Linked DNA regions of Homo sapiens: all the other regions are linked to region 1. Evidence: chromatin loops called from intact Hi-C (ENCODE). Cell type or tissue: GM12878. All regions are shown on one strand.

Evidence for each region. A loop is a pair of places that touch in the nucleus more often than their neighbours do. Peaks named below come from ENCODE experiments on the same cell type or tissue, not always from the same donor. Only the 100,000 strongest peaks of a DNase experiment are listed, where the experiment ranks them.
Region 2: a loop joins it to region 1, with 2.4 times the contacts of the local background. A loop is called at or near these places in 2 of 110 quality-filtered maps.
Region 3: a loop joins it to region 1, with 2.7 times the contacts of the local background. A loop is called at or near these places in 2 of 110 quality-filtered maps.

The regions. Positions count from the first base shown.
Region 1 is chr3:58,948,546-58,956,545 of GRCh38, reverse strand. The region is part of intron 4 of CFAP20DC (CFAP20 domain containing); the gene reads left to right. All of the region lies in intron 1 of CFAP20DC-AS1 (CFAP20DC antisense RNA 1), which reads right to left. Among named protein-coding and RNA genes, the nearest start is that of CFAP20DC, 97 kb to the left of the region's middle. RefSeq lists an enhancer at 790-1,389. In GM12878, no CTCF peak of the experiment used is centred here; DNase peaks (open chromatin) are centred at 3,805 and 4,279.
Region 2 is chr3:58,870,355-58,878,354 of GRCh38, reverse strand. The region is part of intron 7 of CFAP20DC (CFAP20 domain containing); the gene reads left to right. The region is part of intron 1 of CFAP20DC-AS1 (CFAP20DC antisense RNA 1); the gene reads right to left. Among named protein-coding and RNA genes, the nearest start is that of CFAP20DC-AS1, 50 kb to the right of the region's middle. RefSeq lists an enhancer at 3,051-4,250. In GM12878, no CTCF peak of the experiment used is centred here; DNase peaks (open chromatin) are centred at 3,604 and 3,684; H3K27ac peaks cover 1,007 bases.
Region 3 is chr3:58,895,266-58,903,265 of GRCh38, reverse strand. The region is part of intron 6 of CFAP20DC (CFAP20 domain containing); the gene reads left to right. The region is part of intron 1 of CFAP20DC-AS1 (CFAP20DC antisense RNA 1); the gene reads right to left. Among named protein-coding and RNA genes, the nearest start is that of CFAP20DC-AS1, 75 kb to the right of the region's middle. RefSeq lists enhancers at 3,461-3,700, 3,872-4,373. In GM12878, no CTCF peak of the experiment used is centred here; a DNase peak (open chromatin) is centred at 3,545.

The DNA.
Region 1 (8,000 bases):
AACCTTAGCTGTCTACCTGGTGTTCTATTGTATTGCAGCTGAGAAGGCACTCAAACCACAAGATGTAGTCTTTCCCACTCTTCTCTCCCCTTTCCAAAGGCAGAGGTGTCTTGCCCTGTGGCTACAGCCACCTCATGCCCACTGGGAGTACTGCTAGACTGCTGCTGATGTTCCCTTAAGGCCCAGGTGCTCTTTATTCAGCTTGTGGTGAGTGCTGCCTGGTCTGGGACTCACCCTCCAGGAAAATGGGCTCCCCTCTGGCCTAGGGAAGATTCAGAAATGCCTTCCAAGAGCCAAGTCCTGGAATTGTGGGCCCCAAGAACATGCTTGGTGCTCTTCCCCCTTGTAGCCAACCTGGTACCTAAGATACAAGACGAAATCCCATTACTTTTCCTTTCATTTTTCTCAAGCAGAAGAAGTCTCACCCCATAGCCACTACAACTGGGAATATACTGACTCTCATGTGAAGTCAGCAAGTCTTAGGCCCTCAGTGTAGTATGTTGGTATCACTGCTGGTTATTCAGTGCCAAAGGACTCTTCAGTTAGCTGGTGAAGAATCCTGCCCATACTGAATCTTTCCTCCAAGGCAGTGGGTTCCCTTCTGGCCCAGAGTGTGTCTAGAAAGGTCATCCAGGAGCCAGGGCCTGGAAAGGGGGCCTCATGCCTCTGACTGTTGCCCTATCCTACTGCTGCTGAGCTGGTATCCAAGGTGCAAGACAGAATCCTCCCCAGTCTTCCTCAAGCAGAAGAAAAGGAGCTACAAACTGTGCAGCCTGGGGTCAGAGGAGTGATACCAGCATGCCCTTAGCTATTCCAGCTGGTGTCTCAAGAGGTCACATGCCCCCCCAGTTCACTGCCTCTGAGACCAGTTCAGCACTAGGACTTGCCTAGGAGTTGCAGACTTTGTGGCCTAGACTGCTGTTGAAGTTTATTTGGGGCCCCAGAGCACTTTAGTCCATGGTGGCTAGGCTTGCAGGAACTTAAGTTTTAATTGCTGGGATCAGTGATTTGCCTCTGGCTAGGGCTGGTTTAAATGCTCCCTCTGTGGGTGGGCATCAGCTGAGTTTGGTCTGGTTTTGCTTTCTTCTATAACAAAGGCAACACTGAGTTAAATGCCTCACAATTGCTGGCTGTTCCTCTACCTGACACACAGAAATACTGTCTGCACCGTGCTGCCACAACCGAACATGGGGGAGGGGTGGCATCAGTGATTTAAGATGTTTTTCCTACCTCTTTAGTGCTTTTTTCAGCAATATGAAGTTAAAACCAGGTACTGTGAGTGCTCACCTAATTTTTTGGTTCTTATGAAGGTGTTTTTTTCTGTGTATAGTTGTTAAATTGGTGTACTTGCAGAGGGGATGATCAGTGGAGCCTTTTGTTCTGCCCTTCTTGGTCTAAGGGATCTTTTTGAGATGATGGGATTGTTCTACAGTTGGACTCTGGTGATGGTTGCATAAGTCCTTAAATATACTAAAAATCATTGAATTTTACACAAAATATGGTAAATTTTGTGGCATGTAAATTATACCTCAGTAAAGTTTTTTTTTTTTAGTTTTTATTTCAATAGTTTTTTGGGTACAAGTGGTTTTTTGCTACCTTAATGAATTATATAGTGGTGAATTCTGAAATAAAGCTGTTTTTAAAAAGGGAATCAAATGGTATTCAAAGAAAGGTTCCAAGAGTGCCAGTTATTAATTTAAAATCATAGGTGTAAAATATGCATTGTAAAGAATGTTAACCATTAAAAAAAGAAATGAGCTACAGTGTATTTTAATAAGCACACTAAAGTGTCTTGGGTTCAGAATTGCTTCTCTTCTCTTTTAAAGACAGAAGAATCTTCAGTGAATTTAAACTTCAGCAGAAGGGAAAACTAATGGAATGAAATTCCCTATACTAATCATGCAACATTAGAATGAATGTGTAAGGGAGGCCACAGAACCATCTTCTATTGGCCGTTAAACTCAGTACACAGCCATATAATATATATCGAAACGTTTTACATATTTAAACAGGCTATTTTGCAATCTCACTATTTCCTTGTAACTGTACCTAGAGCTATTTGATACCATCACTGAAAATGTGCATCCTAATTTTGTAATTTTTAGGTCATGATGAGGAAAAATAAAAACCATTTTGGCTTAAAGAACAGATGATTCTATAAATGAATCAAATCATCAGAAGTCTGAGATCAGTTTTACAAGTTCACTCTAACCTGAAGTGAGCATTTGCAAATGATTGTAAATGATTGTACATACAGAAGAAAGGTGAATAGGTAATCTGAATAAATGAGTTTATCTACACTCTTGGATGGGTGCTACCATTTACTCAAATTCTCATGGAGCTGCCATTGTGGAAAAAAACTGTCAATCAAAGATGAAGCTCTAAAAGCAAATTGAAAATTGAATTGAAAAGTAATTTTACTTTCAAGTGGTTTGCAAATGTAGATGTTAAGTTTGAAATGAATGCTGTTAATGACCATAGCTGAGTTATAAACCTGCTGATCACTAGAATATTATTATAAATGAGGTTGATTTTCCCGTCAACTACCCCATTTTCTCTCAACATAGTCTCATTACTTTTTCTATCACATTGCTGACCCTTAGCTGTGAATGCTCACTTACGTATGTAACAATGTATTAACTCATATATGGTGTTTTTTAAAAATGAATCCTTAAGTACAAGAGGAGTAATGCTAGTGTTACTTGTCTCTTTCTTCTTTGTTAGGTTACAGGAGGTTTTTGATGGTGAAAATCAAGCCTGTATTACAAGTGAAGAGCTGTTTTACAAGCAGCCTCCTTGCAGCAACTAAATTGCCCCCAAAAAAGCACATAAGTGTAATGAAGCTTTTAAGTAGTCACACATATGCATTTATATTCTCTCTCTCATGAATGACTAATTTTAATTTTTTTAAAGTAGCAATTCAGCTTGCTTTTAGAACCATTTAAGCTTTGCACATGATTTTGTTTTCCCCCCAAAGCCAACTATTCTTGATTATGAGATAGGGGAAGGTTTGCATATTTATTTTTGCAAAGACAGTAGCATAAGCCCTCATCACCATATGGATGGCTTAGTCCTAATATCTCTGTCTTAAGCTGGGCACATGATCATTTAGAAATTCTTCCAGACATCGGAGCCATAATGATTAGACTTAACTGAGAACTATTTTGTGCAAACCAAAATCTGAGTTCTGTGAAGATAAACCTCATGCTGTGAGCCTAGCATTTGATTCCTATTGAGTTTTGCAGTCTAGAGGACCCACCTCTTAATAAATGTGTTGGATTACGTTGAAAGATACACTATAGCAGAGGAGTGAATCTTTCTTTTGGCTTTTCACACAGTCTTCTGTCTTGCATGCTTTTCCCCTAGATGTGTGCATGGTTCCTACCTCTACTTCGCTCAACTCAGCTTAAACGTTGCCTTATGTGAGAGGCCTTCCCTAACTACCCTTTCTAAAATAATACTTCCCACCCCTATCAGTCTGTATCACTTTTTCATCCTTTATTTTTATTCCATAGTCCTTATTGGGAATTGACATACTATATGTGGACTAGTTTATTTATTACTATCTTCTCCATTAGAACAAGCTGGAGACCTTGTTTTTTTCACTGTGAAATCCCCAGTATCTACGTCCAGACTTGAGAGCAAGTAGGTGCTCAATAAGAAGATGAGCCAATATGTAACTCTGGTAGGGCTTCAAAAAAGGCCACTTAGCAAATATTTCCTAATTAATTATAAACCCCTGAACCTAGCTCTGTGAGAGTACTGTGATAAGCAGGATGTGATCTCAGTTCCCTGGGGTGCTTACAGGCTAGTAGAAGAGTTTATATATAACAGCCTGACGCCCACACTTTTTTTTTTAAATCAAGACTCACTGGAGCAGAATAAAAGATGTCATAGCCTGCAACCCCACCCATTCCCACTTTCCAGTAAGGAGGTTGGGACATTGATAGAGAGAGGATTACATAGGCATCTATGAGCCACTTATGTTTTAGTTAATAGAAAATTAAAGGCCAGAATTCCACAGGGTTCAATGAACAATCCACAGCCACCCAAGTTGATGATGGTTACTTGAATACAAGCACTGCAATACGGTGACAGTCAATCTGATCACCCAAGACAGCTGCTAAATGACTAACAGGTGGGTGGCATCTACAGTGTGGAGACTGGAAAAAGGGAGAATTCACATCCAGGGTGGGATGGAGTAGGATGATGAGAAATTTTATCACACTACTCAGAGCAGCATGCAATTTAAAACTTATGAATTATTTATTTCTGGTATTTTCCACTTAATATTTTTGGATCCTGAGTAACTGAAACCACTGGAACATGAAACCACAGATGAGGGGGACTACTGTAATAACGTATCACTGAAAACTAAGAATAGCACTACTTGAAAACTACAATGAACTCAACGCTGATGATGAATTTGTAATAAATGGTTTTCCTCCCAAATTTCCAGAAATTCCATCCCTACCCTACCCCCTAACCATCATGTTTTATATGTGTCCACTAGGAACTTTGCAAATTGCCCAGCCTTTCGGGGCACTCAGACGTTTTTGTGGAAGTTAACATGAGGAACTTATCTAAACTCTAAAGTGAGCTTTGGAACACCAAATTCTAGTAACCCTTTTTTTTATTATTATACTTTAAGTTTTAGGGTACATGTGCACAACGTGCAGGTTTGTTACATATGTATACATGTGCCATGTTGGTGTGCTGCACCCAGTAACTCGTCATTTAACATTAGGTGTATCTCCTAATGTTATCCCTCCCCTCTCCCCCCACCCCACAACAGGCCCCGGTGTGTGATGTTCCCCTTCCTGTGTCCATGTGATCTCATTGTTCAATTCCCACCTATGAGTGAGAACATGAGGTGTTTGGTTTTTTGTCCCTGCAATAGTTTGCTGAGAATGATGGTTTCCAGCTTCATCCATGTCCCTACAAATGACATGAACTCTTCATTTTTTATGGCTGCATAGTATTCCATGGTGTATATGTGCCACATTTTCTTAATCCAGTCTATCATTGTTGGACATTTGGCTTGGCTCCAAGTCTTTGCTATTGTGAATAGTGCTGCAATAAACATACGTGTGCATGTGTCTTTATAGCAGCATGATTTCTAATCCTTTGGGTATATACCCAGTAATGGGATGGCTGGGTCAAATGGTATTTCTAGTCCTAGATCCCTGAGGAATCGCCATACTGACTTCCACAATGGTTGAACTAGTTTACAGTCCCACCAACAGTGTAAAAGTGTTCCTATTTCTCCACATCCTCTCCAGCACCTGTTGTTTTCTAACTTTTTAATGATCACCATTCTAACTGGTGTGAGATGGTATCTCATTGTGGTTTTGATTTGCATTTCTCTGATGGCCAGTGATGATGAGCATTTTTTCATGTGTCTTTTGGCTGCATAAATGTCTTCTTTTGAGAAGTGTCTGTTCATATCCTTCACCCACTTGTTGATGGGGTTGTTTTTTTCTTGTAAATTTGTTTGAGTTCATTGTAGATTCTGGATATTAGCCCTTTGTCAGATGAGTAGATTGCAAAAATTTTCTCCCATTTTGTAGGTTGCCTGTTCACTCTGATGGTAGTTTCTTTTGCTGTGCAGAAGCTTTTAGTTTAATTAGATCCCATTTGTCAATTTTGGCTTTTGTTGCCATTGCTTTTGGTGTTTTAGACATGAAGTCCTTGCCCATGCCTATGTCCTGAATGGTAATGCCTAGGTTTTCTTCTAGGGTTTTTATGGTTTTAGGTCTAACATTTAAGTCCTTAATCCATCTTGAATTAATTTTTGTATGAGCTGTAAGGAAGAGATCCAGCTTCAGCTTTCTACATATGGCTAGCCAGTTTTCCCAGCACCATTTGTTAAATAGGGAATCGTTTCCCTATTTCTTGTTTTTCTCAGGTTTGTCAAAGATCAGATGGTTGTAGATATGCGGTGTTATTTCTGAGAGTTCTGTTCTGTTCCATTGGTCTATATCTCTGTTTTGATACCAGTACCATGCTGTTTTGGTTACTGTAGCCTTGTAGTGTAGTTTGAAGTCAGGTAGCATGATGCCTCCAGCTTTGTTCTTTTGGCTTAGGATTGACTTGGCAATGCAGGCTCTTTTTTGGTTCCATATGAACTTTAAAGTAGTTTTTTCCAATTCTGTGAAGAAAGTCATTGGTAGCTTGATGGGGTTGGCATTGAATATATAAATTACCTTGGGCAGTATGGCCATTTTCACAATATTGATTCTTCCTACCCATGAGCATGGAATGTTCTTCCATTTGTTTGTATCCTCTTTTATTTTGTTGAGCAGTGGTTTGTAGTTCTCCTTGAAGAGGTCCTTGTAAGTTGGATCCTAGGTATTTTCTTCTCTTTGAAGCAATTGTGAATGGGAGTTCACTCATGATTTGGCTCTCCGTTTGTCTGTTATTGGTGTATAAGAATGCTTGTGATTTTTGCACATTGATTTTGTATCCTGAGACTTTGCTGAAGTTGCCTATCAGCTTAAGGAGATTTTGGGCTGAGACGATGGGGTTTTCTAGATATACAATCATGTCATCTGCAAACAGGGACAACTGGACTCCCTCTTTTCCTAATTGAATGCCCTTTATTTCCTTCTCCTGCCTAATTGCCCTGGCCAGAACTTCCAACACTATGTTGAATAGGAGTGGTGAGAGAGGGCATCCCTGTCTTGTGCGAGTTTTCAAAGGGAATGCTTCCAGTTTTTGCCCATTCAGTATGATACTGGCTGTGGGTTTGTCATAGATAGCTCTTATTATTTTGAGATACATCCCATCAAAACCTAATTTTTTATTGAGAGTTTTTAGCATGAAGGGTTTTTGAATTTTGTCAAAGGCCTTTTCTGCATCTATTGAGATAATCATATGGTTTTTGTCATTGGTTCTGTTTATATGCTGGATTGTGCAATCAAACTATAACTCAGGATTAAGAAACTCACTCAAAACCTCAACTACATGGAAACTGAACAACCTGCTCCTGAATGACTACTGGATACATAACGAAATGAAGGCAGAAATAAAGATGTTCTTTGAAACCAACGAGAACAAAGACACAACATACCAGAATCTCTGGGACGCATTCAAAGCAGTGTGTAGAGGGAAATTTATAGCTCTAAATGCCCACAAGTGAAAGCAGGAAAGATCTAAAATTGACACCGTAACATCACAATTAAAAGAACTAGAGAAGCAAGAGCAAACACATTCAAAAGCCAGCAGAAGGCAAGAAATAACTAAGATCAGAGCAGAACTGAAGGAAATAGAGACAAAAAAAACCTTCAAAAAATCGATGAATCCAGGAGCTGGTTTTTTGAAAAGATCAACAAAATTGATAGACCTCTAGCAAGACTAATAAAGAAGAGAGAAGAATCAAATAGACACAATAAAAAATGATAAAGGGGATATCACCACCAATCCCACAGAAATACAAACTACCATCAGAGAATACTATAAACACCTCTACGCAAATAAACTAGAAAATCTAGAAGAAATGGATAAATTCCTCGACACATACACCCTCCCAAGACTAAACCAGGAAGAAGTTGAATCTCTGAATAGACCAATAACAGGTTCTGAAATTGAGGCAATAATTAATAGCTTACCAACCAAAAAAAGTCCAGGACCAGAAGGATTCACAGCCGAATTCTACCAGAGGTACAAAGAGGAGCTGGTACCATTCCTTCTGAAACTATTCCAATCAATAGAAAAAGAGGGAATCCTCCCTAACTCATTTTAAGAGGCCAGCATCATCCTGATACCAAAGCTGGGCAGAGACACAACAAAAAAAGAGAATTTTAGACCAATATCCCTGATGAACATCGATGCAAAAATCCTCAATAAAATACGGGCAAACCGAATCCAGCAGCACATCAAAAAGCTTATCCACCATGATCAAGTGGGCTTCATCCCTGGGATGCAAGGCTGGTTCAACAAACGCTAGTAACCCTTTTAAACTCAATTAGAACATTACTACCAAGTGACAAAACTGGAAT
Region 2 (8,000 bases), 78 kb after region 1:
TCTAAGGTCCTACTCCAGTTCAGAGGAGAAAGAGATCTAATTTTAGTTTTTAATATTATTTTATTGCCTTTCAAAAAGTGTCTTAAACTTTTTATTAATGAGGTAAGGCTACGTTCTGGTTTTAATTATTTGCAAAAGTTGAAGACATTTTAATTGCCTAGGGCCCTTCCTGCTTTAGTCATTTGCCTATTTGCTTTTCTTTTCGTTGTGTTTTCTGGGTTTACAGACTGACAGTCCTCCAACAGGTCTAAGAAAGTTTTTAATTAAAATAGTTTACATTGGGCTTGCACTCTCAAATTAGCCACAGTTCCCCTACATTCTGCATGTGCCTGCTTGCCACGTATGTGTTACCTGCCTGGCACTGAAGCCACTTCAATTTGCCCTGCTCCCTTTTCCATGCCCTCCCCAGTCCCCACAGCACTATTTTTTTTCCATCTGAAAATGGATATTATGGTATTATGTTCTGTGTTGGATTCCTCATAAACCCCATTAGTCCTCATCACATGCACTTAATTATCATATTCGTGCAGTTTCAATACTTATCTATACAATCATTAATAAACCCAGTTTTTCAGGTAGCAAAACAAAAATTTTTAGTTAAGTAGCTTTACAAAATTGCATAGGAAGTAAGTGGAAGAATTGGAAAATATGGGAAGAACCTGCTTCAATGTCCTCCTGATCCACAGAGGGCATCATCATATGTAATTTAAAACACACACACACACAAAGAGGCATTGGGGTGCTTGGCTTCTGAGCCCCCGCTCAGAGCATGGACAGATCTCTAAACATTGCAAGCCTCAGTTTCTTCTTCTGCAGTCATGAAATCATAACACCACACAGGTGATTGGAAATTGCAGAAAGATTGAGCATGTATCCTGATATCCATCATCCTTTAAGTCTCAAGTTGAACATTATTTCTCTGACCCCAAAGACTAGATATGAAGCTCCTGTTAAACACACTTAGAACCTTTCAGACTGTTCCTTCATAGCTCTTATCACAGCTATAATCATGTAGTTATTTATAAATTATTTGCTTTAACATCTGTCTGCCCGTCAGACTGTGAGCTCTTTGAAGGAGGTGGCTGTGTCCACCTTACTCCCTGTCTTACACAGTACTAGAGCAATACATGCCCGACTAAATGCCTGGTCACTGCTCAAAGTGTGGATGAAGGAAGGAATAAATGACTGTGAACAGACTTACTAAACTGTTAAATACTATTCACGGTGGAAGGTGTTAATAGCATATTTACTAGGTATTAATAGCATTACTCCCTACTGGGCACAGTGTTTAACATGTTACATGCATTGTTTCATGTGCTCTAACAAAAATGCCATGACTTCAGTACTACGATTATCCCAGTCTTACGGATGAAGAGGTGAGGCTTAGAAAGGTTAAGTACCTTTTCTAAAATAATACTGCTGTACAAGATCAGCCTTTTTTGTATTTGTTACATTCTTAATAGCAATGCACATATACTACAATGAAAAGTAATCCAAGTTTGGACTTTTGGTACCAGCTTTAATTCTAATTTGATTGTTAGATAATAGATGTAAGTCTTGAGCATGACCCCTCAGTGATTAGATATGAAAATTCAACAGGTTTTTCTGGTTAAGCTTTGAAAACCGTGCAAATTTAAATGACTATAATAATTAGAACATTGTATCTTGAGACAAAAATGAATGTTTATTTTTCTAAAAGACAATTAGAGAGTAGACCCTCAGGTTTTACAATCTAACTACAAAGGCATGTACCCCTCAGTAAAATAGGAAAATAATTAGTGGTAACATCTCTGACCTACACCAAGTTCATTTTCCACAAACTCAAGGAAATGAAATGCCTAGAACATGACTTTAATCTAATCTTGATTTTTAACCTTATATTATGCATATTGATATCAGCTCTTAAAAGAGCTCCTTTTAGAATTCAAAAGCATGCATTTCTGCTTGTAGTTTTCTTTTATTAAGATTTTTCTCATTATGGAAACTTTGTCTCATCTACTTTTTATTTTAGAAACCAAAGTTCTAAATTACTTTTCTTAGTAGGTGTTAATTAGGACCCGATTATGGTAGATGCATAGCACAATACGTGTTTATAGAGATAATTGTGACAATTAATATGATTATACACAGATTTTTTAAAGTGAAGCAGGACTTAAGAATTGGTGTGTTCATTATAATAACAAGTTTAACGAGGTCTATTAAAGAGATACTAAATAGTGGAATATTGGTATACTTTGCTTTGTGAAAAATAAAGTGTACCAAATGTGCAAAATTTTTAAAAATAAACATTAATTTAAATATACTGTGGTAGATTACTCTTTAAATAAATTCTATAGTAGATAGGATTATGAAATATAGAATGTCTGTTTTCTGTGATTTGGGAATAATAGCATATCGGGTGTGGGTGTATCTTTAATAGACACTGGGTGTCCACTACTAAGCAAGAGATTCCTCTAAGAAATTTGAAGTATTTAGTTTTAATTTTGTTAATAACTATGAACTGGTTAATATGTTCATTTTGTCAAATTTTAGTTGGAACTGTGTATGATTTCTAAAATACTCCCTCCCCACAAAAGTTCTTTTTAATTTTTAATTTTCCATAATTTGGTGAGATTTATCCATTATCTACAATAGGCTAAGCTGGGCTCAGCTGATGGAGGTACCTACTGTGCCAAATTAATGGTCTTTCTACAAAAGAACTTACATCGATTGAGGGGAAACTTCCTTATAGAGAAAGAATATGAAAAAACATCAGGAAATTGTTCTTGTAAAATATTTGAACAGAAAAATGGCCCTTAGCTGAACATTGAGCTCCCAGGATTGGAAGAGGGAAGAAAGGCCACGTGCTGGTACAGAAATCCCTCCCAGGCCCACACCATGTCCCACAGAGCCCTTCATTACTCTCCGCACCCATTTTTCTCTGAAAAAATCAACATTTGAGAACCAAATGAATAGTCTAGAATTTGTTCTACTTAGTCACAAAAGGCACAAATATTGACTATAATAGATTTTTCCAATTGCTCTGGAATGTGAATGTCATTTCTTCCTATTGTCAATCGTGAGAGACTGTTTTGTTGACTCCAGTTGAATATAAATAGCTGGTAAAAAAAAATACATATGCACACATAACCAAGTCTATTTGGTGACACTAGGAAATTTCATGTGTAATCCAAATAGCATCTGACTGCAGTGCCATAGCACTGCTACTGTTGAGAGCATCATCATTTATGAGAACATCAACGTTTTGTTCATTGTTATCCCTTCTCTCTCATCCCTCACGTCCTGGAGTTGCCCAGACCTGCCTAGTCTTCCTTTTTGATTCACACATAGAACTCCCAGGTAGATTTCTCTTAAAATGAACTTCAAACCATAGTTAGACATTTTTGAGTCATTTAATCCAACTTCCCTTCTGACTCATTTCATTTAATGAATCATTCATTTTGCTCAGCAAGGAACTATTATGTGCCTATTCTGTGTCAAGCACTGGGCTAGGTGCTGGCAGTTCAGGGTGACAGAAGCAGGCCACTGAGTTTATGTCTACTGAAGCACACATTAATTAGAGAATCCCATGGACATGTGTAAAAGTTCAATTCTGACAAGTTCTATGAGGGAAAATTTATGGAAGAGCCTATATTGGAGGAACTTACCCTAATCAGAAAGGTCTGCAAAGACTTGTCTGAGGAAATGATATGTGAACTGAGGCATAAAGGTCAAGAGGGAAAGGAAAAGCCTTCTTGCCATGAACAGCATACACAAACACTCTAGTAGGCAGGAAGAACTGAGAAGGCCCGTCTACCGAGAGGGCAGAAAACGAGAGGTGTAAGATACTCAGACATGTCAGAACATGCAGGGTTTTGCGGGCAATGTTAAGAGCCTTCATCTTACTCCTGAGAGCAGCAGAGAAGCCACTGAAGAACTTTAAGTGAAGGAAAGGAAATGACTCAATTAGATTTATGTTTGTATAAAACCTCTCTGGCTGCATTTTGGAGGAGGGATGGCATGGGGCACCAGCGTGGACACAGTAAGTCACACAGTAAGGCTTTGTCATCATCCAGGAGGAAGAGGATGTCAGTGCTGGTGGAGGAGATGGAAGGAAGTGGACATGGATGGGATATGGAGAGATCAGGGGAAGGTGTCAAGCATGACACCTAGATTCTGACTTTTCAAACCAGATGGATTGTGGTCCCATTCATTAGACCAGGTTTCCAGTTTGAAGTGCCTTTCAGACACTGAAGAGGAGCTGGTAAAGAGGCTACTGGATATAAGGAGTGGAGCTCAGAAGAGAGGACAAGGCTAAGAGATATAAATTAAGGAGTCACCTGATGTCTGAATCTGCCTTACGGCATCCAGAATAGCTATCCAGACTTCTGCTTCAACACCTGCCTTACAGCATCCAGAACAGCTATCCAGACTTCTGCTTGAACACCTGCCTGACAACATCTAGAACAGCTATCCAGACTTCTGCTTCAACACCTGCCTGACAACATCTAGAACAGCTATCCAGACTTCTGCTTCAACACCTGCCTGACAGCATCCAGAACAGCTATCCAGACTTCAGCTTGAACGCCTGCCTGACAACATCTAGAACAGCTATCCAGACTTCTGCTTCAACACCTGCCTAACTGCATCCAGAATAGCTATCCAGACTTCTACTTGAGCACCTGCCTGACAGCATCCAGCATAACTATCCAGACTTCTGCTTGAACACCTGCCTGACAACATCCAGAATAGCTATCCAGACTTCTGCTTGAACACCTGCCTGACAGCATCCACCATAGCTATCCAGACTTCTGCTTGAGCACCCGCCTTATACCATCCAGCATAGCTGATCCAGACTTCTGCTTGAACACCTGCCTGACAGCATCCAGCATAGCTGGTCCAGACTTCTGCTTGAGCACCTGCCTTACAGCATCCAGAATGGCTATCCAGACTTCTGCTTGAGCACCTGCCTGACAGCATCCAGAATAGCTATCCGGAATTCTGCTTGAACAGCTGCCTTACAGCATCCAGCATAGCTATCCAGACTTCTGCTTGAGCACCTGCCTTACAGCATCCAGCACAGCTATCCAGACTTCTGCTTGAGCACTTGCCTTACAGCATCCAGAATAGCTATCCAGACTTCTGCTTGAGCACCCGCCTTACAGCATCCAGAATGGCTATCCAGACTTCTGCTTGAACATCTGCCTTACAGCATCCAGAATAGCTATCCAGACTTCTGCTTGAGCACCTGCCTTACAGCATCCAGAATAGCTATGCAGACTTCTGCTTGAGCACCCGCCTTACAGCATCCAGAATGGCTATCCAGACTTCTGCTTGAGCACCCGCCTTACAGCATCCAGCACAGCTATCCAGACTTCTGCTTGAGGACCTGCCTGACAGCATCCAGAATAGCTATCCAGACTTCTGCCTGAGGACCTGCCTGACAGTATCCAGAATAGGAATCCGGAATTCTGCTTGAACAGCTGCCTTACAGCATCCAGCATAGCTATCCAGACTTCTGCTTGAGCACCTGCCTTACAGCATCCAGCATAGCTCTCCAGACTTCTGCTCAAATGCCTTCAAAATGACAAAAAATTTATCACCTCAACAGCCAGACATATTTAGAGAAAGATAACCCTTGTGTTGGACTAAAAGCTTCCTGAAGTAAATTCTTCTCATTAGTTCTGATTCTGCCCTTTAGACAAATGGAATTTCTCTCCTACCTAATAGGGCTTCCAGAATTTCAAGAAAAATGACATGGTTTTTACCTCCTCACGACTTCAACATCTACCTCATGTCTCCTGTTCAGCAAAAATTCTTTCAGTTCACTTCAGCAATCTAGCCCTTGCCTTTATCTTCAGATTTATCTATTACAAACACAAAAACAGACCCAAAACACACCCATACATACACACACTACTTCCACTCAGACCTAAATATCTGGATCTTGCTGAGTATGGTATATTTTCACAAACCCATGTGTCTTTTTTTTTTTAAGACTGATGCATAGGAGTGGTTTTTAATCCCCCTACATGTAAAATTATAGCTCTACAGCAGAGGCTAATGAGACCAACTAGCTAGCTAGAGGAATTTTTGCAGGGAGTAGGTCAGGCAGGAAGTGGCCAGTAGCTTATATATGTCCAGGACTGGTGGGCAAATGTGGACTTACTTGGGACCATCATTGTAATGTTTAAGTTGGTCCTGTCTTACAGGTGGGTCACAGCAGAAGGCTTTCTAGGTAATGGGCAGTGTTTTCAGTTAAAGGCTATCACCCTCACCTGCCCTGTTAGTCAGAGGAGGCTAATTGCAGTCACAAAGAACCCCTCAGTTGTAGTCCAATCAGGAGTTCCTTGGGAAGCCTTTTATGTCGTCATTCAGGGACCTGCATCTAGTGGCTTCCCTGGAGCCCTGAAAGTCCTCCACAAGATCTTCTGCATCTAGTCAGGAGGCGAGGGAATAGAGAGCATGGGGGATTCTGCTGGGAGTTTTGGGGGCCAGGAAATGGCTGAAACTTCTCACAGTTCATTAGCCAGAATTCAATCCTATGGGGCCAGGTGCGGTGGCTCACACCCATAATCCCAACACTTTGGGAAGCTGAGTCAGGTGGATCACTTGAGGTCAGGAGTTCGAGACCAGCCTGGCCGACAGGGTGAAACCCCATCCTACTAAAAATACAAAACTTAGCTGGGCATGGTGGCGTGTACCTCTAGTCCCAGCTACTCAGGGGGCTGAGGCATGAGAATCGCTTGAACCCAGGAGGCGGCGGTTGCAGTGAGCCAAGAACATGCCACTGCACTCCAGCTCGTGTGACAAAAGCAAGACTGTCTCAAAAAAAAAAAAAAAAGAAAAGTCGGAATTCAGTCATGCGGCCCATATAACGACAGGGTATGCTCAGAAATGTAATTTAGCTGTGTGTGCAGAAGGGAAGGCAGCAGGATTTGGTGAGCACACCTGCCCTATCCTGAAGGTGACACTGTTTTGCTCTCTTTCTCTCTAAAACCTTCAGGGATTCCTTGTTGCCTACCAAATTTAGAATAGGCTCTTCACATTTTAAGGCTCTTTTCAGTATGACCCTAGCCTCTCCTTCCAGCTAAACCAGCCACTTCCTGACTCCCAGGTACACCCTGCCCTTCCCTTCTTCCATGCCTTTACTCTGGTACTTTCTTCTGCCTAGGGCATCCTACATCTCTTATTCTTGAAATTGTATCCATCATTCAGGGTCCATGAAGGGGTCACTTATTCTTCATTGCCACTGGCCTGCCTTACATTGGTGACCTGTTTACTGGTCTTATCCGCCTCTCCATTCTCCATTTTGTGTCACTGACGGCCTCTAGGAAATGCCTGAGAGAGTACTCAGTTAAATATTTGTTAGGTTGAGTTGAATAATTATATTTAAATTATTTCCTTAAAGAGAAAATAAGATGTATTTTTTAGTAGCTTTTCCTTTTTTCTTTTTTTTTTTTTTTTTTTTTTTTTTTTTTGAGACGGAGTCTCGCTCTGTCGCCCAGGCCGGACTGCGGACTGCAGTGGCGCAATCTCGGCTCACTGCAAGCTCCGCTTCCCGGGTTCACGCCATTCTCCTGCCTCAGCCTCCCGAGTAGCTGGGACTACAGGCGCCCGCCACCGCGCCTGGCTAATTTTTTGTATTTTTAGTAGAGACGGGGTTTCACCTTGTTAGCCAGGATGGTCTCGATCTCCTGACCTCATGATCCACCCGCCTCGGCCTCCCAAAGTGCTGGGATTACAGGCGTGAGCCACCGCGCCCGGCCCTTTCTTTTTTTTTTTAAAGAAAAACTTTGTGGTGGTGGTTCTCAAATGATGGTGAGTATAAAAATTACTTGGGGGGACTTATTAAAAGTACTGTGATACTGCCGAGATCCTAATTCTATACGTCTTGTATGTATCTCTGATGTTGGGCCCTAGTATCTGTGTTTTTAATACATGCTGAGGGGGGAGGGGGGATTTGGATCCTATGGCACCTGGACTGGATTTTTAGAAAGATTGCAGTGTGATGTTTGTCA
Region 3 (8,000 bases), 53 kb after region 1:
TCTTAGAGAAAAAAAGGTAAATCTTCATGACCTTGCATTGTCAATAGTATTAGATATGATACCAAAAGCACAGCAACAAAGTTTTTAAAAATAGATAAATTGTACTTCATCAAAATGTAAAACTTTTGTGTATCAAAGAACACCATCAAGAAAGTGAAGAGAAAACCTACAGCATGTGAGAAAATATTTGCAAATCATATATCTGATACGATATGTATCCTGGTTTATATATGAATATATAGAGAGAAAACATTCTAGTATATTCTAGTACCCGGAATATAGTCAGCCCACCCTCCATATCTGCAGCTTCCCCATTCACAGATTTTCAACCAAGTGCAGATGAAAAATATTCAGGGGAAAAAAATTAAAAAAACAATATAACAATAAAAGTAATACAAATAAACAGTGTGTATAACTATTTCCTAGCATTTTCATTGTATTAGGTATTGTAGGTAATATAGAGATGATTTAAGGTATACTGGAAGATGTGCATAGGTTATATGTAAATACTGTGCTGTTTTACATAAGGGACTTGAGCATCTGCAGATTTTGGTATCTGTGTAGAGTCCTAGGAACCAATCCCTTGTGGATACCAAGGGATGACTGTATAAAGAACTCTTAAAACTCAACAACAAAAAGACAAACAACTCAATTTAAAAATAATCAAAGGACTTGAATAGACATTTCTTCAAATAAGATATCCAAATGGTAGACAAACACGTGAAAAAATGTTCAATATCATTAGCCATTAGGGAAATGCAAGTTAAAATCACAGTGAGGTACCACTTAATACCCACTAGGATGGGAATAAGGGTTGGCAAGGATGTAGAGAAATTGGAACCCCTGTACATTACTGGTAGGAACATAAAATCGTTCACCCGCTGTGGGGAAACAGTGTGGCAGTTCCTCAGAAAGTGAAATGTAGAATTACCATGTAACCCTACATTTCCATTCCTAGGTATATACCCAAAAGAATGGAAAACAGGTATTCAAACAAGTGCATGTACATACATAATCATAGCAGCACAATTCACATTAGCCAAAATGTGAAAACAGCCCAAGTGTTCATCAACAAATGAATGGATTAAAAAATGATGTATGTATTACAGTGGAATAGCACTCAGCCATTTGTATGTATTGCAATGGAATGGCATTCAGCCATAAGAAGGAATGCAGTACTGACACTTGCTACAATGTGGAGGAACCTCCAAAACATGCTCAGTGAAAGAAGCCAGACAAAAAAAGGTCACATAATGTATGATTCCACTTTTATGAAATATCCAGAATAGGCAAATCCACAGAGACAGAAGAGATTTGTGGCTGCCAGGGACTGGAGACTTGAGAGATTGGGGAGAAGCTACTTAATGGATAAGGGGTTTTATTTTGGAGTGATAGAAATGTCTGAAAGTAGATAGAGGTGGTAGTTGCACAACATTATGAATGTACTAAGTCCCATTGAATAGTTCACTTTGAAATGGTCAATTTTCTGTTAATGTGAATTTCTCTTCAATAAAGCATTTTTTTAAAAAAGCTCTAAAGGCATGATTCATTCAGGATAGCCAAGTTTTAGGTGTAGCTCAGGTTTATTTACCCCTTCAGACATCAAAACCTTTTGTTATTAAAAAAATCACTTAGTAAGATGTAGTGCTTTTTTCACCATTGTAATGAAATAATTTACATAAACACTTACGTAGCACTTGCTGTATACCAGGCACTATTCTTATCCCCTCATTTACATTAATCATTACTTAAACCTCATTTAATTATCACAATAGCCCTTTGAGGTAAGTATTATTTTTGTGTCCATGATTTACAGATAAGGAGAGCAGGGTACATACAACAAGGTAGAGTTGTTGTGCCAAGGTCACACAGCTAATAAGTGGTGGAGCCAGAATATGAGCCCAGGAAGCCTTGCCCCAGAGCCTGTGCTCTTAACCACTATAATATACTGCTTCTTAATGTTTTCCAGCATTCTATAGCAAACTCAGAGAAAATCTGAGAGTTACATGGCAAATGAATGAGTGAATGAACAAAAAATGAACACACTTTATCGCAATATTTTGGCAGAGAACTTTGTGTTTTATACTTGGCCCTCACTGTTGTTTCAGAGAGGTGAAATTCCACATAACTAAAGCACTGTGCTAGGCACTGCAGGCTCTTACCAAATAAATAAGATGAACGTAGATGAGTCTGAGACCAGCAAACTATTACAAAATTAGTCATTATTTAAACTATATTAATTAGAAGGAGACGTATACCAAAACCGATCTATAAATCTCACTCTCTACAAGCCATTCCCCCTAATAAAATGGGGATGATGATTTTTAATACATAAAGTGCTTTACATATGTGTTAAAATTGATGACTTAATTCTTACAGCTAGTTAAGATCCTCTTCAAAGATATTAAACACCTACAGAATGGATCATTTTATGATGGCTTTATGGCCAAAGAAAGGGGAACAGGGTTACAAAGTCACTCAAACATTCCAATAATACACTACCTCATATTGGGAGCAAAGACATCAAGAAACCCACCATCTGGTTGTGCTTGGACGCTGCATGAGCTGTCAGCTTTCTCATAGCCTTCTCTTTCATGTGCCATTTAGCCATTCTCAACTGGCCATTCCAGCCAACATTACATGCTTTCATATTTGTTAGCAAAAGCAGTTTAGATTCAGCTATGTCCTTATCTAGATGTTAATCAGGCAGTCTGTATGTTTCCATACACAGTCCCTTCCAGAAGATAGAACATGTCTGAAAGAACAATGCAGACAGGCCCTGGTCCCTTAATATCTGATTGATTTGTTATTTGCCATCTGGGAGAAAGTTGTAATATCCAAATAAAATGTGTATGGAGTACTTTTCAGGATATAGCTGAACAAAGACTAACCAAAGGAAGAAAAGGGAAGACGTGGCAGCTGCATTTAATCTAGTCCAGGCTGTTATTAAGGGGCTTCTGTCCATAAGGGGATTACTTTGCATCCCCTTTGAACCAGGTGCTGTACTAAATATATCATTAGGATTCTCCAGTCATTCACTTCCAGGCTAACAATCCTTTGGCAGAACTTTATCTCAGTTCCTAGAATGCACCAGAGTCCTTCTGCCTTCACAGTCTTCGATGATCTATTCCTTTCACCTCACTGATCACTCCCACCCATTTTATCAGGCTACTTTCTACTTATCTTTTATGACTCAACTTAAATGTCTCTTTATCACACAGGACTTTCCCTGACGCCTTATGCTATTAGATTCTCCCATTATGCTGTTTCTTCACCTTGAACTTTTCCCTCAGAGTACTTAGCAAAATTTTAATTAAAGAATTATCTGTGGGGAGAGAGGGCCAGGATGGCTGATTAAAAGCAGCTGTGGTCTGCAGCACTCGTGGAGAGGAGTGAAAGTGGCAAGTGAGTTCAGCACCCTCAGCTGAAATATCCAGGTTCTCACATTACTGACTAGGCAAACAGCTTGACCTGCAGAGAATGGAAAAAAAGCAGGGTGGGGTGATGGCCCATCCGGGAGTGGCATGAAGCCAACAGTCCCCCCACCCCAGCCAAGGGAAGCGGTGAGTGATTGTGCAGTCCTGCCCAGGAAACCACACCCCTCCCACGGATCTTTGCAACCAGCAGATTAGGAGATCCCCTCATAAGCGCATGCCACCAGGGTACTGGGTCCAATAAACAGAGCTGTGTGGAGTCCCAGCAGAGCAGCCACTCAGGCACACACAGAGACCCAGGAGTTTTGCATACTCCACCCCCAGGATTCTCAGCAAGGTGGGAGATCCATCCCTAGGAAGGGAACTGAATCCCGGAAGCCAAGCAGCATGTTCTGCAGGCCCCCCTTCCACAGTGTCTCACAAATTAAGACCTAATGGCAAATTCCAGCCAGTCAGCAGCAGCAGGCTTGAGTCTGCCTGAGAAGGACCGAGTCCCCAGTGGGAGGGGTGGCCAACATCTCTGTGGTTTAGGCAACTCAGCAGTTCCAACCTGCCAGCTCTGGAGAGTCCAGACAGCCTGGACAAGGAAGGGTCTCCCACAACGCAGCACAGCTGCACTACTAGAAAGCAGCCAGACTGTTTTTCTAAGTGGGTCCCTGATCCTGTTACTCCTGACTGGATGAGACCTCCCAACAGGGGTCTCCAGCCTCCTCCTACAGGTGCAGTTCAGGCTGGCAACAGGTCAGTACCCCCCTGGGATGGAGATTCCAGAGGAAAGAACAGGCTGACATTTTTGCTGTTTCATGGCCTTCACTGGTGGTAACCTTGGTATGGGAAAAGACAAGGCAACTAGGGTCTGGAGTGGACCCTCAGAAAACCACAGCAGCCCTATGGAAGAATAGCCTGACTGTTAAAAAAAAAAACAAAGAGAAAACAACAATAACATAAACAAAAAGGACCCCACAAAAACCCAACTCAAAGATGAGCAATCTGAAAGATCAAAGGTAGATAAACCCACAAAAGTGAGAAATAATCAATGCAAAAATACTGAAAACTCAAAAAGCCAGAGTGCCTAGTTGCTTCCACATGACCACAACAGCTCTCCAGCAATGGCACAAAATGGGACTGAGACTGAGATGACTAAACTGACAAGTAGGCTTCAGAAGGTGGGTAATAACGAACTTTGCTGAGCTAAAGGAGCATGTTGTAACCCAAAGCAAAGAAGCTAAGAATCATGATAAAACAATACAGGACCTGATAGCCAAAATAGCCAGTTTAAAGAAGAACGTAACTGAACTGATGGAGGTGAAAAACACAACATGAGAACTTCACAATGCAATCACAGGTATCAATAGCAGGCCAGTTACAGTGGCTAACACCTATAATCTCAGCACTTTGGGAGGCCAAAGCATGTGGATCACTTGAGCTCAGGAGTTTCAGACCAGACTGGCCAACATGGTGAAACCCTGTCTCTACTAAAAATACAAAAATTAGCCGGGCATGCTGATGCGCTTACGTAGTTCCAGTTACTTGGGAGGCTAAGGCAGGGGAATCGCTTAAACCTGGGAGGCAGTGGTTGCCATGAGATGAGATCACACCACTGCACTGTAGCCTGGGTGACAGAGTGAGACACTATCTCACAAAAAAAAAAAAAAGTATCAGTAACAGAATAGACCAAGTGGAGGAAAGAATCTCAGAGCTTGAAGACTATCTTTCCAAAATAAGAAAGGCAGACAAGAATAGAGGGAAAAAAAGGAATGAACAAAACCTCCAAGAAATATGGGGATTATGGAAAGAGACTGAACTTACAACTGACTGAGGTACCTGAAAGAGACCGGGAGATGGAACCAAGTTGGAAAACATATTTCAGGATAGCATCCAGGAGAAATTCCCCAACCTAGTAAGCCAGGCCAACATTTAAATTCAGGAAATGCAGACAACCCCAATAAGATACTCCATGAGACGATCAATGCCAAGGCACATAATCGTCAGATTCTCCAAGGTCAAAATGAAAGAGAAAATGTTAAGGGCAGCCAGAGGGCAAGGCCAGTTCGCATACAAAGGGAAGCCCATCAGACTAGCAGCAGAACTCCCAGCAGAAACCCTACAAGCCAGAAGAGATTGGGAAACAAATTCAACATTCTTAAGAAAAGAATTTCCCCAATCCTGAATTTCATATCTGGCCAAACTAACCTTCAAAAGTGAAAAGAAATAAGATAATTTTCAGACAAGCAAATGCTGAGGGAACTCATCACCACGAGGCTTGCCTTGCAAGCACTTCTGAAGGAAGCACTAAATATGGAAAGGAAATACCATTACCAGCCACTACAAAAACACACTGAAGTACAGTGTATCTGAAGTACACAGCCCAGTAACATTGAAGCAACCACATAAACAAATCTGCAAAATAACCAGCTATCATGTTGACAGGATCAAATTCCCACGTAACAATACTAACCTTAGATGTAAATGGGCTTAGTGTCCCCATTAAAAGACACAATGGCAAGCTGGATAATGAGCCAAGATTCATGGTATGCTGCCATCTCATGTGCAAAGACACACACATAGGCTTAAAATAAAGGAATGGAGGAAAATTTACCAAGCAAATGGAAAACAGAAAAAAGCAGGGGTTGCAATCCTAGTTTCTGACAAATAGACTTTAAACCAACAAATATCAAAAAAGACAAAGAAGGGCATTATGTAGTGGTAAAGGGTTCAATTCAAGAAGTGCTAACAATCCTAAATACATATGCACCCAATACAGGAGCATGCAGGTTCATAAAGCAGGTTCTTAGAGACTTTCAAAGAGACTTAGACTCCCATACAATAATAATGGGAGACTTTAACACCCTGCTGACAATATTAGACAGATCATCAAAGCAAAAAATTCACAAAGATATTTAGGACTTGAACCCAGCTCTGGATCAAGTGGACCTGATAGATATATACAGAACTCTCCACCCAGAAACAACAGAGTATACATTCTTCTCATCCCCACATGACACTCACTCTAAAATTGATCACATAAATCAGAAGTAAAACACTCCTAAGCAAATGCAAAAGAATTGAAATTGTAACAAACAGTCCCTCAGACAACAGCACAACCAAATTAGAACTCAAAATTAAGAAATTCACTCAAAACTACACAAGTACTTGGAAATTGAACAACCGGATCCTGAGTTACTCTTAGGTAAATAATGGGATTAAGGCAGAAATCAAGAAGTTTTTTGAAACTAATGAGAACAAAGAGACAATGTAGCAGAATTTCTGGGATGCAGCTAAAGCACTGTTAAAAGGGAAATTTATAACACTAAATGCCCACATCAAAAAGCTAGAAAGATCACAAGTTAACAAGCTAAATCACAATGAAACAAACTAGAGAAACAAGAGCAAACAAACCCCAAAGCTAGCAGGAGACAAGAAATAACCAAGATCAGAGCTGAAATGAAGGAGATAGAGACACAAAATACCTTTCAAAAAATCAACGAGTCCAGGAGCTGGTTTCTTGAAAAAAATTAATAAAGTAGATAGACCACTAGCTAGAGTAATAAAGATGAAAAGACAAATGAATCAAATAAACTTGAGCAGAAATGGTAACCACTGACCCCACAAAATTGCAAACAACCATCAGAGAATAGTATAAACACCTCTATGCACAAAAACTAGAAAATCCAGTAGAAATGGATAAATTCATGGATGCATACACCCTCCCAAGAGTGAACCAGGAAGAAATTGAGTCACTGAACAGGCGAATAACAAGTTCTGAAATTGAAGCAGTGATACGGATTGGCTGTGTCCCCACCCAGATCTCATCTTGAATTCCCACATGTTGTGGGATGGATCTGGTAGGAGGTAACTGAATCATGGGGGCAGGTCGTTCTTGTGCTGTTCTTGTAATAGCGAATAAGTCTCACAAGATCTGATGGTTTTAAAAAGGGGAGTTTCCCTAGACAAACTCTCTTTGCGTGCTGCCATCCATGTAAGATGTGACTTGCTCCTCCTTGCCTTTCACCATGATTCTGAGGCCTCCCCAGCCATGTAGAACTGTGAGTTCCCCATTAAGCCTCTTTCTTTTGTAAATTGCCCAGTCTCGGGTATGTCTTTATCAGTAGCATGAAAACAGCCTAATACAGTAAATTGGTACCAATAGAGTTGGGGCACTGCTGAAAAGATACCTGAAAATGTAGAAACAACTTTGGAACTAACAGGAGTGCCCAGAAGAAGAAAGGAAAATGTGGGAAAGTTTAGAACTTCCTGAAGACTTGTTGAATGGCTTTAAACAAAATGCTGATAGCGATATGGACAATAAAGTCCAGGCTGAGGTGGTCTCAGAAGGAAATGAGGAACTTGTTGAGAACTGGAGCAAAGGTGATTCTTGTTATGTTTTAGCAAAGAGACTGGTGGCATTTTGCCCATATCCTAGATTTGTGGAACTTTGACCTTGAGAGGGATGATTTAGGGTATCTGGTGGAAGAAATTTCTAAGCAGCAAAGCATTCAAGAGTTGACTTGGGTGCTGTTAAAGGCATTCAGTTTTAAAAGGGAAGCAGAACATGAAAGTTCTGAA